Linked DNA regions of Homo sapiens: all the other regions are linked to region 5. Evidence: chromatin contacts called from ENCODE Hi-C data. All regions are on one chromosome and are shown on one strand. Each heading gives the region's core, a stretch centred on a gene start or an enhancer-like site at or near the end of the contact. The rest is flanking DNA. Distances are from core to core; before and after follow the strand shown. Region 1 holds the start of CLASP1-AS1 (CLASP1 antisense RNA 1). Region 2 holds the start of CCNT2-AS1 (CCNT2 antisense RNA 1). Region 3 holds the start of CLASP1 (cytoplasmic linker associated protein 1). Region 4 holds the start of UBXN4 (UBX domain protein 4). Region 5 holds the start of SAP130 (Sin3A associated protein 130).

Evidence for each region. A loop is a pair of places that touch in the nucleus more often than their neighbours do. Pooled maps may share reads with other maps.
Region 1: a loop to region 5 is called in a map of CD8-positive, alpha-beta T cell, with 9 times the contacts of the local background. The contact joins the promoter of CLASP1-AS1 here to the promoter of SAP130 in region 5. A Hi-C loop is called at or near these places in 2 of 168 maps with a recorded cell type or tissue (CD8-positive, alpha-beta T cell and naive thymus-derived CD4-positive, alpha-beta T cell) and 8 of 50 pooled maps.
Region 2: a loop to region 5 is called in a map of CD4-positive, alpha-beta T cell, with 27 times the contacts of the local background. The contact joins the promoter of CCNT2-AS1 here to the promoter of SAP130 in region 5. A Hi-C loop is called at or near these places in 1 of 168 maps with a recorded cell type or tissue (CD4-positive, alpha-beta T cell), 1 of 37 single-sample maps with no recorded cell type and 12 of 50 pooled maps.
Region 3: a map of CD4-positive, alpha-beta memory T cell shows a loop between it and region 5 (18-fold over the local background). The contact joins the promoter of CLASP1 here to the promoter of SAP130 in region 5. A Hi-C loop is called at or near these places in 1 of 168 maps with a recorded cell type or tissue (CD4-positive, alpha-beta memory T cell), 1 of 37 single-sample maps with no recorded cell type and 10 of 50 pooled maps.
Region 4: a loop to region 5 is called in a map of CD8-positive, alpha-beta T cell, with 32 times the contacts of the local background. The contact joins the promoter of UBXN4 here to the promoter of SAP130 in region 5. A Hi-C loop is called at or near these places in 2 of 168 maps with a recorded cell type or tissue (CD8-positive, alpha-beta T cell and naive thymus-derived CD4-positive, alpha-beta T cell), 1 of 37 single-sample maps with no recorded cell type and 11 of 50 pooled maps.

The regions. Positions count from the first base shown.
Region 1 is chr2:121,528,771-121,531,470 of GRCh38, forward strand. CLASP1-AS1 (CLASP1 antisense RNA 1) reads left to right here and starts at 1,398. Exons shown (of 2, transcript XR_001739683.2): 1 at 1,398-2,005. CLASP1 (cytoplasmic linker associated protein 1) reads right to left here. Exons shown (of 41, transcript NM_001395891.1): 3 at 1,477-1,555; 4 at 1-10. RNU4ATAC (RNA, U4atac small nuclear) reads left to right here and starts at 2,110; the gene lies at 2,110-2,239. RefSeq lists a silencer at 1,268-1,467 and an enhancer at 1,658-1,787.
Region 2 is chr2:134,917,299-134,919,998 of GRCh38, forward strand. CCNT2-AS1 (CCNT2 antisense RNA 1) reads right to left here and starts at 1,308. Exons shown (of 5, transcript NR_036549.1): 1 at 1,265-1,308. It overlaps CCNT2 (cyclin T2), which reads left to right and starts at 1,524. Exons shown (of 9, transcript NM_058241.3): 1 at 1,524-1,714; 2 at 2,512-2,593. The coding sequence starts at 1,557. RefSeq lists enhancers at 434-483, 493-1,166, 1,244-1,403, 1,554-1,823, 2,034-2,123 and a silencer at 1,164-1,233.
Region 3 is chr2:121,648,193-121,650,892 of GRCh38, forward strand. CLASP1 (cytoplasmic linker associated protein 1) reads right to left here and starts at 1,270. Exons shown (of 41, transcript NM_001395891.1): 1 at 1,180-1,270. It overlaps NIFK-AS1 (NIFK antisense RNA 1), which reads left to right and starts at 1,462. Exons shown (of 4, transcript NR_037857.1): 1 at 1,462-2,189; 2 at 2,276-2,490. RefSeq lists enhancers at 224-852, 853-1,479, 1,511-1,780.
Region 4 is chr2:135,740,598-135,743,297 of GRCh38, forward strand. It overlaps UBXN4 (UBX domain protein 4), which reads left to right and starts at 1,258. Exons shown (of 13, transcript NM_014607.4): 1 at 1,258-1,414. The coding sequence starts at 1,333. It overlaps LOC107985946 (a long non-coding RNA gene), which reads right to left and starts at 2,047. Exons shown (of 1, transcript NR_163478.1): 1 at 232-2,047. RefSeq lists enhancers at 876-1,005, 1,336-1,395, 1,724-2,499 and a silencer at 1,796-1,845.
Region 5 is chr2:128,026,772-128,029,471 of GRCh38, forward strand. It overlaps SAP130 (Sin3A associated protein 130), which reads right to left and starts at 1,288. Exons shown (of 21, transcript NM_001330301.2): 1 at 1,169-1,288. RefSeq lists silencers at 266-555, 616-955, 1,056-1,575, 1,826-1,975.

The DNA.
Region 1 (2,700 bases), core at 148-2,647, 6.5 Mb before region 5:
CTTGGCAGCACTGAAAATCAAAATGGAAACTGATCAAATGAAACCCTATTTGGGGGTCTGTGGTCACCAAGTATTCCTATCTCAATTATGTGGGAAGACAAACCCCTGACCTAAATGATGTATCTCATTCTAAAACCACTCATCTTTGCTCACAGCTCTACTCTCCTTGCTGAAGTCCATGAAAGTCACCAAAAGAGTCTGCAAAATCCTTTGCATGGACAGATACACTATTTGTCTTCCTCCTTACCCCACGTTCCTCCAGCCAGTTCCCAACGTATTTGTAAGCTGATAAAAATGGAAGACCTTGAGAGGAAGAGTCAACAGAAAGGAAAATTTAGGTAAAACACAAGGAGAGGGGCTCCAGTATATGTGTTTGGGGGTGGAAGGAGTGGGCACTTATGAATAAATCTTAAGTTTCATCACTATTGTGTATTTTTAGTTTTACATCACGCCCATACACACATGAGACAGAGCCCAGCTCTCCATCTTCCCCGACATACCCAGGGTGGACCCTCCCACCAGTGGTCCAAGTGCACCTGTAGACCAGAGATCAGCTTATTTTAAGAGTTTGTAAACCTCTATTACATGAGATATCCCTGAATAATTCAGCTAATTTAGGAGGAAAATGGAACACTATTAAAATATCAAATGTCTAAAAGTAAAAGCTTTTTTTAAATTTGTAAACAGTCGGTGCTCATGACCTTTTCAGAAGGAGCATATTGGTCGGAAAGTTAACAGTAAAGAATACATGTGTACCAACGTAAAACAGAGAAATTCCATAAGGAAATGGTTGCATAGAGATGCTTAGTGTTTATACTACCCCCATGAAACACCGGAGGTCAGGAATTTAGAGGTATTTAAATCTATGAAATCTGTGGGTTTTGTTTCATTTTGCTGACATACTGTTTTCCCTTCAAAATAAGAGTGAACATTTACTATACATTTGTAATGACATTTACAATCAAGGTGAAAATAGTCATGCCAACCATAATCATCTGGAGAAAAATACAACTGGCTTGGTTTTATAGGATTTCTCAAGGAAAACTGCCTCTCATTAAAGGGGACCGGGGTCAGGGTAAAATATGACTTGGTTGGCACTAAAGAGTGACAGCTAATTTAGCATAAGAAATAAAAATGGCACTAATATTTCATATTAGAACACGTATTACTAAGTTCCGTGTGAGAACACAGTGAAGCCAGTACAAAGGTATGGGGGAGGGTAAGGGCGCCCGCAGGCCCAGAGGCCAGGGGAGTCCAGCTGGAAGGGAAGGCAGCGGGGCGGCCGACCCAGGCTGCGAGTGCTTAGGGGGGCTGCGGGGGAGGGCGGGGACTGGCTGTTTGGGAGGAGCGGAAGGGAGGGAGAGGGGGCTGGAGGGGAGGCAGGGTGGCTGCCGGGAGGGTTTGGGAGCCGGGGAGGCCGAGGGAAGGCTGGGGGTCTGAAGGGGCCGGGTCCGCTCCACAAGTGCCGCAGCTCACCTGTGCCGATCTGCGCCTTGAACCGATCCTGCAGCCGGGTCACCAGGGCGGACAGGATGTCCATGCCCAGCAGAACCACCTGCAGCGGGAAACACCGGGAGCCTGTTAGCAGCCGGCCTGCGGGGCAGCGCTCCCGCCCACCCGCTCCGGGGAGGCCTAGACATTTCCGGCCCAGACGCAGTCCGAGAGTCCAGACGCATGCCGACTGGAGGACCAAAGAGATTAGCACGAAGAAGGATGATCTTCCACAAAAAGAGCTATGTACAGCTATAATGGAAAATACTCGGTGAGGAGAAACGAAATAAAAGGCAATACAGCGTAGCCAAACCCGGGTTAGCTGCGGGTGGAGTTCAAGAGCGCGCCGCGGTCCCGCCCCCGCCAGCCCCGCCCCGGCGAGAAAAGCGTATGCAAATTTTCGAGCGGCCGACGCGCGGTCTTCTGGGTAAAACCGAGCCGCCGCTTTTGCGACCCTTCGGGAGCCTCAGAAAACAAAGAATTGGGGTGTCGTCGAAAGCTGTGGAGGCTGGAGGTAAGCTAGCTACCAGACCGACTAGGGCGAGGCTCACGAATTAATTACCACAACCCTACCAGGTATTGGCGCTTCCTGCTTGCAGCCCAGGGACTTTCTATTATAACCATCCTTTTCTTGGGGTTGCGCTACTGTCCAATGAGCGCATAGTGAGGGCAGTACTGCTAACGCCTGAACAACACACCCGCATCAACTAGAGCTTTTGCTTTATTTTGGTGCAATTTTTGGAAAAATGAAAACCTGTTTTCATAGACTTATCAGTTCAAACAGCAGTAATTCGTAAATAAACTAGTACTTTGTGGTTAAACCAGTAGAGGGTGCACAAGACGCGTGGTTTTAGTGTCGCAAGTAAAGTTCTTTCAGTTTTTGCGGTGATTAAACGGGAAGGATTTCAACAGAACTTCACCCCTTTAACTTTACGCCGATCATCAACTGTTCTGTAACTTCCTTATGCTGAGTCAGCCCAGTAGTCTAGGTCAAGTTTCAATAGGAGACGAAGTTTCAGTAGGTCTTTGCACCTCACATAAAATGTAATCCAGGTCGGGCGCGGTGGCTCACGCCTGCAATCCCAGCACTTTGGGAGGCCGAGGGGGGCGGATCACGAGGTCAGGAGATCGAGACCATCCTGGCTAACACAGTGAAACTCCGTCTCTCCTAAAAATACAAAAAATTAGCCGGGCGAGGTGGCCGGCGCC
Region 2 (2,700 bases), core at 58-2,557, 6.9 Mb after region 5:
ACTTTTAAAATGTTGCTTTAAATCAATCTATTCCAGAAATTGTAAGCAACATAAAACGTAAAGCAAGGGAAGTGAGTATGAAATAGCAACTGTTACAAAAACTGCCTACTATAATCAATATTCTTGTGCAATGCAGTATGCTGAGCGTGGGAGCCCCATAACAATCACTTGCCTCCATGGTCTTTGGCAAATAGATATTACTTTATTTTTTATTTTCGAGACAAGGTCTTGCACTATCGCCCAAGCTGGGGTGCAGCAGCGAGATCTAGCTCACCGCAGCCTCCACCTCCTGGGCTCAAGCCATCCTCCCACTTCAGCCTCGGGAGTAGCTGGGACTACAGGCGCGCCACCAAACCTGGCTAATTTTTGTATTTTTGGTAGAGACGGGGTATCGCCATGTTGCCCTTGCCCTCGAACTCCTGACCTCAAGTGATCGGCCCACTGGACCTCCCCAAGTGCTGAGATTACAGGCGTGAGCCACCGTGCCCGGCCTCCAAATAGTTAAGACTTTAAACTTAGAAACCCTATTCACAACACAAACTCCGAGTGAAGCTCAGTGGCATTTTCTTACAGGAAGAAATACAGGAGTTAATCAACAGGTATGTGGGATGTTCCCACATCAAATCCTAAAGATAAAATTTTAACTCAGTTCCTCCTGCACTATCTGATTCTCCCCAACCTTGTCTCGCAGAAACCACAGCGCAGCCTGAAAACACGCCCCGTCTAGATTCAACACCTCATTTAGAAATTCAATTTCTCGTTGCTAGTTGGATAGCGTTTGCCAAGTAATTTGAAAAAATAAAAATAAACCAAGTGGTCTGGGATTTAAACAAGATAATGTAGGGTGAAAAAAGCACTCAGGTGCGGACAGCCATGGAGCGTGACTTCCTGTGCACTCTTTCCCCGCCAGCTCAACGCCAGAGCCGCGCGCTAGGCGGAGACTGTTGGTGGCGGAGGCCGGAGTCGCACGCCTACGAGACTGCGCGGACCCGCCCAAAAGGAAAATGGAAGTAGTGGCGTGAGGCTGCGACAGTGAAGGTTATTTTTCTCTTTTTAAAGGGCCGCTAGACCTCCCGTCTAAAGGAAGCGCCCGACGGGCCTCCGAAGTACACGCCCAGGCCCCCACAGCGCAGCCGCCCGACCGCCTCTCTTCACACCGGCCAGAGTCCACCCTCTCCCACTTTCCCCTCCCCTCCCCTCCCCGCCCCTTCCCTCCCCACCCCTTCGCCCCGCCAACCCTAGACCCGGCATGCGCTGCGCCGACCTTTTCCTTCCGAGCCGACCTCTCCACCTTCGGCGCCTCCCAATGACAAGCGGCGCGGAGCATTGTGGTCCCGTGCGCAAGAGCGAGGCCGAGGGCAGAAAAAGAAAGCAAAAGACTAGGGCGAGTCGGTAGAGCGGGCCCCGCGCATGCGCAAGGGCGGAGGCGGTGGTGAAAAAGGGTGGTGCGTGGTCTACGGCGAGCGGAGTGGGGCGGGGTCGCGCGCCTTGGCGGGGAGTCCGCGAGCCAGGAGGGGCGGGGGGTGAATGAAGGAGCGGGCGGAGGAGGAAGTGTCATGGCGTCGGGCCGTGGAGCTTCTTCTCGCTGGTTCTTTACTCGGGAACAGCTGGAGAACACGCCGAGCCGCCGCTGCGGAGTGGAGGCGGATAAAGAGCTCTCGTGCCGCCAGCAGGCGGCCAACCTCATCCAGGAGATGGGACAGCGTCTCAATGTGTATCCTTTTCTGTTCGCCGCCGCTCACGCCCTGTTTCCCTTGCCCGGTCGCCGGGCCTGGTGCCCCGCGAACATGGCGCCGCCGGCCTCGGCCTTCGCTGGGCCTCGGCGCCGCGGTCAGGGAAGTAATGTTCCGGCTCGGGCAGTCGCGAGGGGTCAGCAGAGGAAGGGAGGAGGAGATAGGACCCCAGGAATGCGGGCCAGGAGCCTGCGTTGTGTAATCTGTTTGGGGCAGCGCGTGGTGGTGGCGGCGGGGGTTGGGAGTGTGGCTCAGGCGAAAGAGGAATTTTAGGGATTATTGCAGAAAAGGGGCGGCTCCCTGGACTTGTCCCTGACCCCGAAGGGTTTGAGAGGTAGGAGGGTTAGCGATGCTGAAAGGCCTAAGTGTTTGCCGCAGCCTTTCCCGGCTCTCGTCGCCGGCTTGATGGCGGCTCTCTTCTACCTTGGGAGCGTACTGGAGTTCTTTATGTTCTTGGCGTGGTTTTGTATGGGTGTGTGCGCGCGCGTTTCAACTGTTTCATTTTGAGTTTAGTTAGTCGTAGCCATTGATAAATAGTTCCAGGGCCCTCAGCGCTGTTAGAGTGAAAAGATCAGCAGTTCTTATTCCCATTTATTTGGCGTCAAGCCTATTCTCTTCCTGCCGCCCCACCCCCCGCGGGCATTTATTTCTTTATTTCCAGTTTGGGGTTTGGATTTGAATGGGAGGTATTGGAAAAGAACCTGGGAATTTTCCATCAAAATTGTTCTGGGAATGAGATCTTGCTTTTGTCAGATATTTCCTAAATATTACGTTCCAGCTCTCAGCTTACAATAAACACTGCGATTGTTTATATGCACAGGTTTTATATGCACCATTCTTTCACCAAATTCAACAAAAATGTAAGTACTAGTTGTCTGTTTTTACTGTCCGCAAATTTGAGGGTAAATCGATACGCAGAAAAAAAGTTGGTCATTGCGTTGTTGGATTTAGTGTTCTGAATTAACGG
Region 3 (2,700 bases), core at 20-2,519, 6.4 Mb before region 5:
AAATAATCGTAGTAATAAAAACAATTTCTAATGCCAGAATTGAAAACGGACTGTGGCACCCAAATAGGGTCCAAGGTACATGGCGGCATGAAACTATTTCTCGCTTCTGACTCTTCTGCATCACGGTCTCCCAAAGGACTAGAGAATCTGAAGCTCTCATTGCCACATCTACAAATGAAAGTATCATGTTTAAAGAGCTCACAGGTTCTACGAATGGTCAGTATTTAATGAACGCACCCCACTACACAGAAACTCACCCAGCTGCAAACTCAGCTGCAAACTCACCACAGCGTGCTTTCAGACTCCACATTAATTTTTTTTAATTTTAGAAGCAAACAACTATTTTAAAAATATTATGTAATAATTTAAACTCTGGAAAGCCCCATACTCATCCCAGCAGCTCGGAAAACGGAAAGCAAAATTCGATTAGCTCCATTGTACCTAGCCAGGCTAACGTGCAAGATCACACACTCATCTTCGTCAGAGCGTCTCTGCCAATACCAAAGAACAACAAAGGCAAGTTGAGAAGTCTGCACAGGCTTAACTCAGCACTTGTTCGCTTTCCCAGCTTCAGAAAGAAGCTCTTCGAAGGCCCCGGGAACCAAGGGGACCTTGTGCATCCCATCAAGCCGGCCGCTCCGCTCGGCGCCGCTCGCGCAGCTTTTGTCTGGCCCGGTTGGGAGCCCAGGACGGGAGCCCGGGCCGCCCGCCTCCCGGCACCCCTTCTCTCTGGATCTTTCTTCACACCCATCACTCGCCAATGACTAGTTGTTGTGGGTTTCTCTCCCTCGCCCCCTCCCTTCCTTTCAAACGCGCCCCGGGCTCGCTGGCTTCTCCCACCCGGCAGGGGAGACTCGGGTTAGGAAGGGGGCCCGGGTGGGGTCTGGAAAAGGGAAACAGAGAGGGGCACACAAAGCCCGACTGACCCCAGGGCCGATCCCCTCCCTCTGCAAAGCAGCCTGGGCTCAGCGACCTACTGGTTGGATAAACAACCCTCGCATCCCGCTCCTCGCCAGGCTCCCACCTCAGGGCCGCCCCATCCCCCCAAAGTGCACCCAAGAGCCGATGACAGCGCTGGACATCGCCCCCACCCAGACCCGGCGCCCGCCACTGCGCGGGAGGGGCCAGGGCCGCGAGAGGGCTCGGGTCTGACCCTCCGCCCCCTGACCGGGTACTTACAGCCCTGTTTTTCGTTACTGTTGCCGCTGCGGACCAGAGAGCCGCCGCCTTCTCCTCCACCCCAATGAGGTTAAGCGCTTGGTGCGGGGATTAAAAAAAAAAAAAAAGAAAAAAAAAAAAAAGACCGAGAGAGCGAGAGAGACGCCGAGGGCGCCTGCGCAGTGCGGTCACCCTTTTTCTTCTTACCGCCACCAACCCGGGTACACCATAGAGAGCGTAAACCGAGACCAGAGAGGCGGCTGCCTCTCTATGGTAACGCCCCGCGCAGGCGCTGGCCTGGCCGTGTTAGGCTTCGCTGGCGTAAAGTCCCCGGGAGCTTTGCCCCTCACGGAGAACGTTAGTTGACCCTGATGGGGACCCGTAGGGTAAAGGTTTTGTTTTTGTTTTTTTTTACGGAAAAGGTTGTGGTTAGGCCCCTTGGAAAGTTGCGACAAAACTCGAGTTAGACAAGGAAGGTCGGAACTAAGTGGCCACAGCAACAATGCACCAGCAAGCAGGGAGCGTGATAGGAAGAGCTAAAGAGGAATCGGGAAACCCTGGGTAAAAGTCGTCCAAGTGGAACTTCCTTTGGTCGGGGGTCTGATACTCGAAGGAAACGGTCTTTCACTTCTGGGTTAGGGCGTCCGCCCAGAGGGCGACTGCAATGAAGGAAATTGTGCCCTGCGACTTCCCGTAACAGAGCTGTGTGTCCACGCTCCCTTTTCCGAGCAGGCGCGGACGCTTGTGCCGGAAGTAAACTTGTTAACGGTTCTTTGCCTTTTGGGGAGGGGAGACAGCCCAGAGAAGGCTTTGGAGACCCTTGAGTCGGCCAGCGAGCAGGGTTTCTTACTTGAGCGCCTCCACAAATAAACGCTCCTTCGCTCCTCCGTCGCGTGCGTTTCCCTGGGATAATAAGTGGGAAAGTGGTGGCTTTTATTTTTTTGAGACAGGGTCTCACCGCCGTCGCCCAGGCCGGATGGAGTGCAGTGGCGCGATCACGGCTCACTGCAGCCTCGACTTCCCAGGCTCAGGTGATCCTCCTGCCTTAGCCTCCCGAGTAGCTGGAATTACAGGCGTGCACCACCCCCCCCCAACTACTTTTTGTATTTTTTTGTAGAGATGGGTTTCACCATGTTTCCCAGCCTTGTCTCAAACTCCTGACCTCAAGTGATCCGCCGTCTTGGGTCTTCGAAAGTGCTGGGACAGCAGGAGTGAGCCACCGCATCTGGCCCGGAAAGTGTTTTGGAGCGTAGAAAAATGCAAATTATAGGGCTGCCTTCAAGGATCCCGAAGGACCCACAGATTTGCCGCATCAGGCTCCTATGCACGCCGGTAATTTGATGTGTTGAGATGCACTGCCCAGTGCGTTGTTTTTACTGGAGGAGCTTGTGTGCGGAGCTCCTTGCTAGTGTATGTGTTGGGATGGGAGAGAAGTGCGGGAGAACTATGAGATAATGCCCCCTGATCCTCAGGGTCTTAGGAGGTATGGTCGGAGAGGCTAAGCTAAAGTATGAAAGCCGTGTGTAGGCCCTTCTGTGTAGT
Region 4 (2,700 bases), core at 8-2,507, 7.7 Mb after region 5:
AAAGGTCAATTCTAATTTTTCTGTAGGATTGTTGTCCTATAGAAGCAACTGTCCCTAATCAGCATTATGTCTCAGTTTATAATAACACTATATACGAGAGGCCTGATTGGGAAAAAAAGTACAAAAATCGGAGTGCAAATAATTAGCTATTTTTAGGGAAAATATCTGTAGGAAAGGTGGTATATTCAGATGTATCACTTCCTTTATCTTGCAAAGATTGTCAGATAGATGTACTGCTGGAGGATAAATTTAATTGATGTAGAATTTAACATAATAGTATATGCAACTTTAAATAAACCATGCAAGCCTTTAGCTAATAGTTATTACAGACCATGTGATTTCATGAAAGTATTAAATATGGATCAGTTTTCATTTAATGGCAGCCAATCACAAAGCGCCACATCTTGATTATAGGACATTCTCCCAGAAAATTGGAAAATAAATCACTATCTAGTCTCTTTTGTATTACCATGGAAAGTAGCTGGAAAAGAAATAATCTATTCTCTGCTTTGTGTTACTTTAAAAAGTAGCTGTGGCAATAGCCTAACGCGTTTTGAAGTTTTGAAATGATCTCTATCCAGTGTCTAGGAAATTGCTGAAGGCCTGCGTTCTACCAATTCCTCCGCTTAGGCACATGGACTACAGGTTATTAAAGAAGGTGACTTGCGGTTTTTATCCCGTTTTTCTGCAAGGTTGGGCTACGTTCAGAAGAAATCAAAGCCTCGGAGTTAATCCCGACAAAGCCCATTTAGTTCCATGCGAGGACTATTTCCTCCACACTGAGAGTCTCAACGAGGCCGAGAATAGCATATGCCAGTTGGAGTGACACTTATTTCTCCCTCTCCCCTTTATAGAATGTGTAGTGGCCCTCACTACTGCCCCCTTTAGCTGTGCCTCAGAACCCACAGTTACATGCTCCACAATATGGAGGCGAATAAGCCTAAGTGGACTACAATTCCCATCATGCCTCACTGCAGGCGCCGCCGACGTGTCTTAGCGGTTAGTCATCCCTCTTACCGCTTTCCTCCACTTCCTGGACTGCGCGACCGGAGGCCTAGCGGGCGCGCGCCCGCACCATCGACTCGCCAACGAGAGAAGGTCCTGGGGCACGGACACCGACGGGTTGCGACTGTGACGTGAGGTGTTCTCGCGCGCGCTAGCGCGCGTCTCCGGGTGCCGCTGACGGGCGTGCGCGCTTGTGCGGAGCCGGAGGTGGGGGCCGAACCAGCCAAGGTTGCGGGGGCCGCAGAGCCGGACGAAGACGGAGGGCGGAGCCGGCTTCGGGACTGCGGAGACTACACACCGAGCGAGCGCCTGGGCCCGAAGGGAGCGATGCTGTGGTTCCAGGGCGCCATTCCGGCCGCCATCGCGACGGCCAAAAGGAGCGGCGCGGTCTTCGTGGTGTTCGTGGCAGGTGAAGGAGGCAGGGGTTCGAGAGGCGGCCGGGACACCCCTCCGGCCTACCTTCATCCTCTTGTATACCTCAGCCGCCGGCCCGCCCTCCCCGAGACGCGGGCTCCTGTCGGCTCGCACAATTGCCACTACTACCCCGCGCCCCAGGGACGGCTGCGACTCCGCCGCCAGATCCCCCAGAGGGGCCATGCAGACCCTCAGCGCCCTGCTCCTTCAGGCCCCGGGCGCCCCCAGCCTTTCCTCAGTGTCTGCGAGGCCCGGGCTGCCGGCCCGTGGCTGTTCAGCGCCTCCCCGGTTCGTTTGAGATACAGTGGGCCTGGCCCCACCGCTGCGTCTCCCGGCAGCCGGGCCGGAGGCACCGTCTGGCCCTGGTCTCCAAAGCGCCCCGAGGCCCGCCGAAATCTCCCCGCTCGGGGCGACGGACGCGGCCAGCAGGCCCCAGCCGCCCAGCCCCGCTCGTCGCCCCGAGCCTCTCCCCTGCGCAGCCAGACCCCCGCGACCCTCTCCCTGACGTCCCTCTCTGTCACCAAGGACCCTCTTTGTGCTGCTTGAACGCCCGTTTCGTTACTGCTGTTTAGATGGAGGTAGGAACGGGCCATTAGGCAAGCAGTTGGGTTGTAATTAGTTGTGGACTGTCGGGAAGAAAGCTGTGTCATCGATAAGCAACAAAGAGAAACCACCTGATGTTCACGGTTACTGGTGTTAGTACGTTCCTGAAACGTAAACTTTTGAGCTGAATAGAGGTTTAATTTTTCTTTATGGCAGTCTTGGTAGGGGATCTAGTGTGAAATAATGTAAGTTTAAAAAAAATCCATTAGTTTCAAAGAAAATAGACGTTCAGTCCTTGGTTTCTTCCCTTTGTTGTCTTCTTAGGCTAAAATCTACACGACTTTGAGAACGTTTATTAACTCATATATTCTCTGTTGCTCTAGGCTATTTTGCTCCATATTCTCCTGTTTTATTACTGAAATCTTGTAGATTTACAGTGAACTCCCTGCCTCTACGGTTCTGCTCATACTCATTACATGGACCAAATCAATGTTTGTGGCTGTTGTTAATTTGAGGTGTATTTCTTCAACTATTTGTGTTTAATAACGGTTTATTCATAATTAACTCGTCTTTTAATAGCTCTATAACTTTATGCACTGCAGTGAAGAACGAATTACTGAAATGTGAATGTCATTTAGCATTAAATTTGGAATTTATAATTGTTTTGTTACGCCAAGTTTTTAGCTCAATGCTGTTTATTAGAAGAGCTTGAATAGTTTAGATTCTGTGATGCTGTCT
Region 5 (2,700 bases), core at 38-2,537:
ATGCAAAAGGAATTCTCCAATGCTTTTCGGCAAAGGCCTCCATTTACGGATTTCCTTTTCCTTCTCTTCCACAGATCCCCTCACAGAGCCAGAGGACCCTACACCTTCTCCATCTTCCCTAAAATCGCCCCCCACTTTTCCCTCAGGAGCCAAGCGATCTCCCGATTCGCCCGCAACCCCACCCCACCGCGAAGCCCCCGCTGAGACCGGAGGACGCCGGTTTCCAGACACCTCGGAGTGTGAGACCCCCGTCTCCGGGGTGGGGGTGCGGACGGGCGATCTGGGGACCCGACCACAAGACGAGCACTGTGCCTCTTTACCTGTAGCCGCCGCCCGCCGCCCGCACCGCCCGCTTCTATCTCGCCGGCCTGGGGGTGCCGCGGAGGGCCCATCTCGGCGGCGGCGATGTGCTCGGCGGGCGCGGGGAGGGATCGCGGCGGCGGCGCCCGGGGCCCGCTGCTGTCCAGCCCCGCTGGCCCCACTCACCCCCGCCACCCGGCCGCCGCTGTGCTCGCAGTCCTCTTCCCCCGAACCTGCCCCTGCCTCCCCCGCCCGCCCATTGGCCCCACGCCCGACGCGTCAGTGGAGGCCCAGGACCAATCCACAGCGACCTGCACGTTCAGAGCCCGCCCCACCCTCCCGCCGACTGCCAGCCAATCAGGCGCGAGCCTGGCCGGGGCAGCCCAAACCCCTCGAGGCTGAGCCAATGGCAGAGGAAGACAGGCGCCCCCGGCGAAGGGGGCGGGGAGCGGGGAGGCCCCGCCTCAGCCAGGGTCTGAAAGCGGCGGGCGCAGGGCCCGGATGTGGAGAGTCACTTTAAACTGCTCCAGGAGCCAAACTCCCTGGGCCGGCCGCCCGCCCGCCCGCCCGCCCGCGCTCCCCCGGCCGCTCTGCTTCCCCGCCAAGGCCCACGTCCGCCACGCCCCCACGCCCGGGTCAGCCCACCCCTCCCGGTGCCTCTCCCTTCCTCGCCACAGGACACCCAGCCCCTGTCGCCGGCCCAACCGCCGTGACCAGCTCGCGAAAGAGCCGCGGTCCGAGCCGCAGGAGACGAGGATCCTCTGCCCTTCCCCGGGGACGCGCAACGGGACGGACGCTGCAGCCCGGCTCAGCCGCCCCGCCCCCTCGTCTCCTCCCCTTCCCTCCCGGGCGCCCGTCCCGCCATTACCTGGGTGCTGCGCCCAGTGGCCGCCGCGCCGCCTTGAGCTCGCTCCCGCGCGCTCTCCGTCTGTGGGGCCGACGTCCCCAGGCTCCGGACCCGCAGCCACCGCCGGGGAGCTAGCACTCTGCCCCCCACCCCTCACTCCAGCGCCGCTGCTTCCGCCGCCGTAACGAGCCTCCCGTCTATTGGCTGGCGCAGGCCCCGCCCCCTGCCGAGTCAGCCAGTCGCCGGTGGTCGTGAGCGGGAGAGCGGACGGGCCCGCCCCTCTGAGCCGCGGCGTCCTGTGGGAAATGTAGTCGCCGGAGTCAGGAGGGCGGGCCGCGAAGGAGGTGGAGAGCGCCGGGGCGGGGCCGCAGGCGACCCGGCCAGGGCAACACACCCCTTTGCTGTCTGAAGTCGGTTCTGCCTTTTCTCTTGGCTAAGTGAGAAGACAGTGGATCCCACCCTATGCCTTAACCTGAGGGCACTGGGTTTCATTTTCCCCGCGGGGAGGCGCGGCGCGGGAAAGGGTAATGGAGGCCAACTGCGGCGGCCAAGGGATCCGCGGGCCGGGCCAGTGTCGTGACGGTGCCCGCCTCCCTATGCCGCGAGTGGGACTCGGTGTCCCCACCGGGAACCGCGGTCGGCACAGCCTACGCGCGGCGGGAGCCGCCAGGCGCAGCGCGGGCGCGGCTCTGTGAAAGCAGGCCGGCAGGGCGCAGGGCTCTGGGCGGCCGGGGCGCACCTGCGCGCGCTTTCCGGATTATAAAGGAGCTGAAGGGGGCAGTTTTATTTTGTCATTTTGCTTGGGGTTCAGGGTTGGAGTTTATGCACCTGTAGAAGACTTAGCCATATCTTTTGAGGCCACATTTGTGTCTGATAAGAGATTAAGTCTCCCTCTTCCCTTACCAGATGGTAATTTAGGCCTGGAGTTTTGTGATTAGTTAGGAAATAAATGGGGCTCAAACCCCCCTCTTCCTATCATGCACAGCTGTGTAAGACAACTGCTTGGTTAGAAGAGAGTAGCTCCTGGCTATAGCCCAGGGATGAGTCTCAGATACTCCTCCTCTTCAAGCCACTTTCCTTTTCCACCTTCATGCCTTCATTCTCAAACTTCTAAAGAGTGACTCCTGTGATAGACTTCAGCCTCCTCTCTGCCTAGGCAGTCCTTATCCCTTTTGGAGTTGCCACTCTTCTCAGACTGCTCCCCAAAAGTTGCCAACACCTACTCAACTTCAAACCCATCGGTCCTCACTTAGATCTCATCTTGTTTAGCTTACTGACCAGTAGTAATTCCTCCTCATGTCTTCCCTTGGCCTCTAGAACCAGGCTGTCTCCTGCTTCTACTCCTATGTCAAGCTCCATTATACCTCCTCTTTCTCATAAATACAGCATTCTTCAGGGCTCCAACACGCTAATGCTATACTGCCTTCCTAAATGGTTTAATGTATTTCCACAGTTTCAAATGTCATCCTTTTTGTTTTTTGTTTTTTTGAGACAGGTTCTCAGTTCAGCCCAAGCTGAAGTCCAGTGGCGTGATCACAGCTCATTGCAGCCTC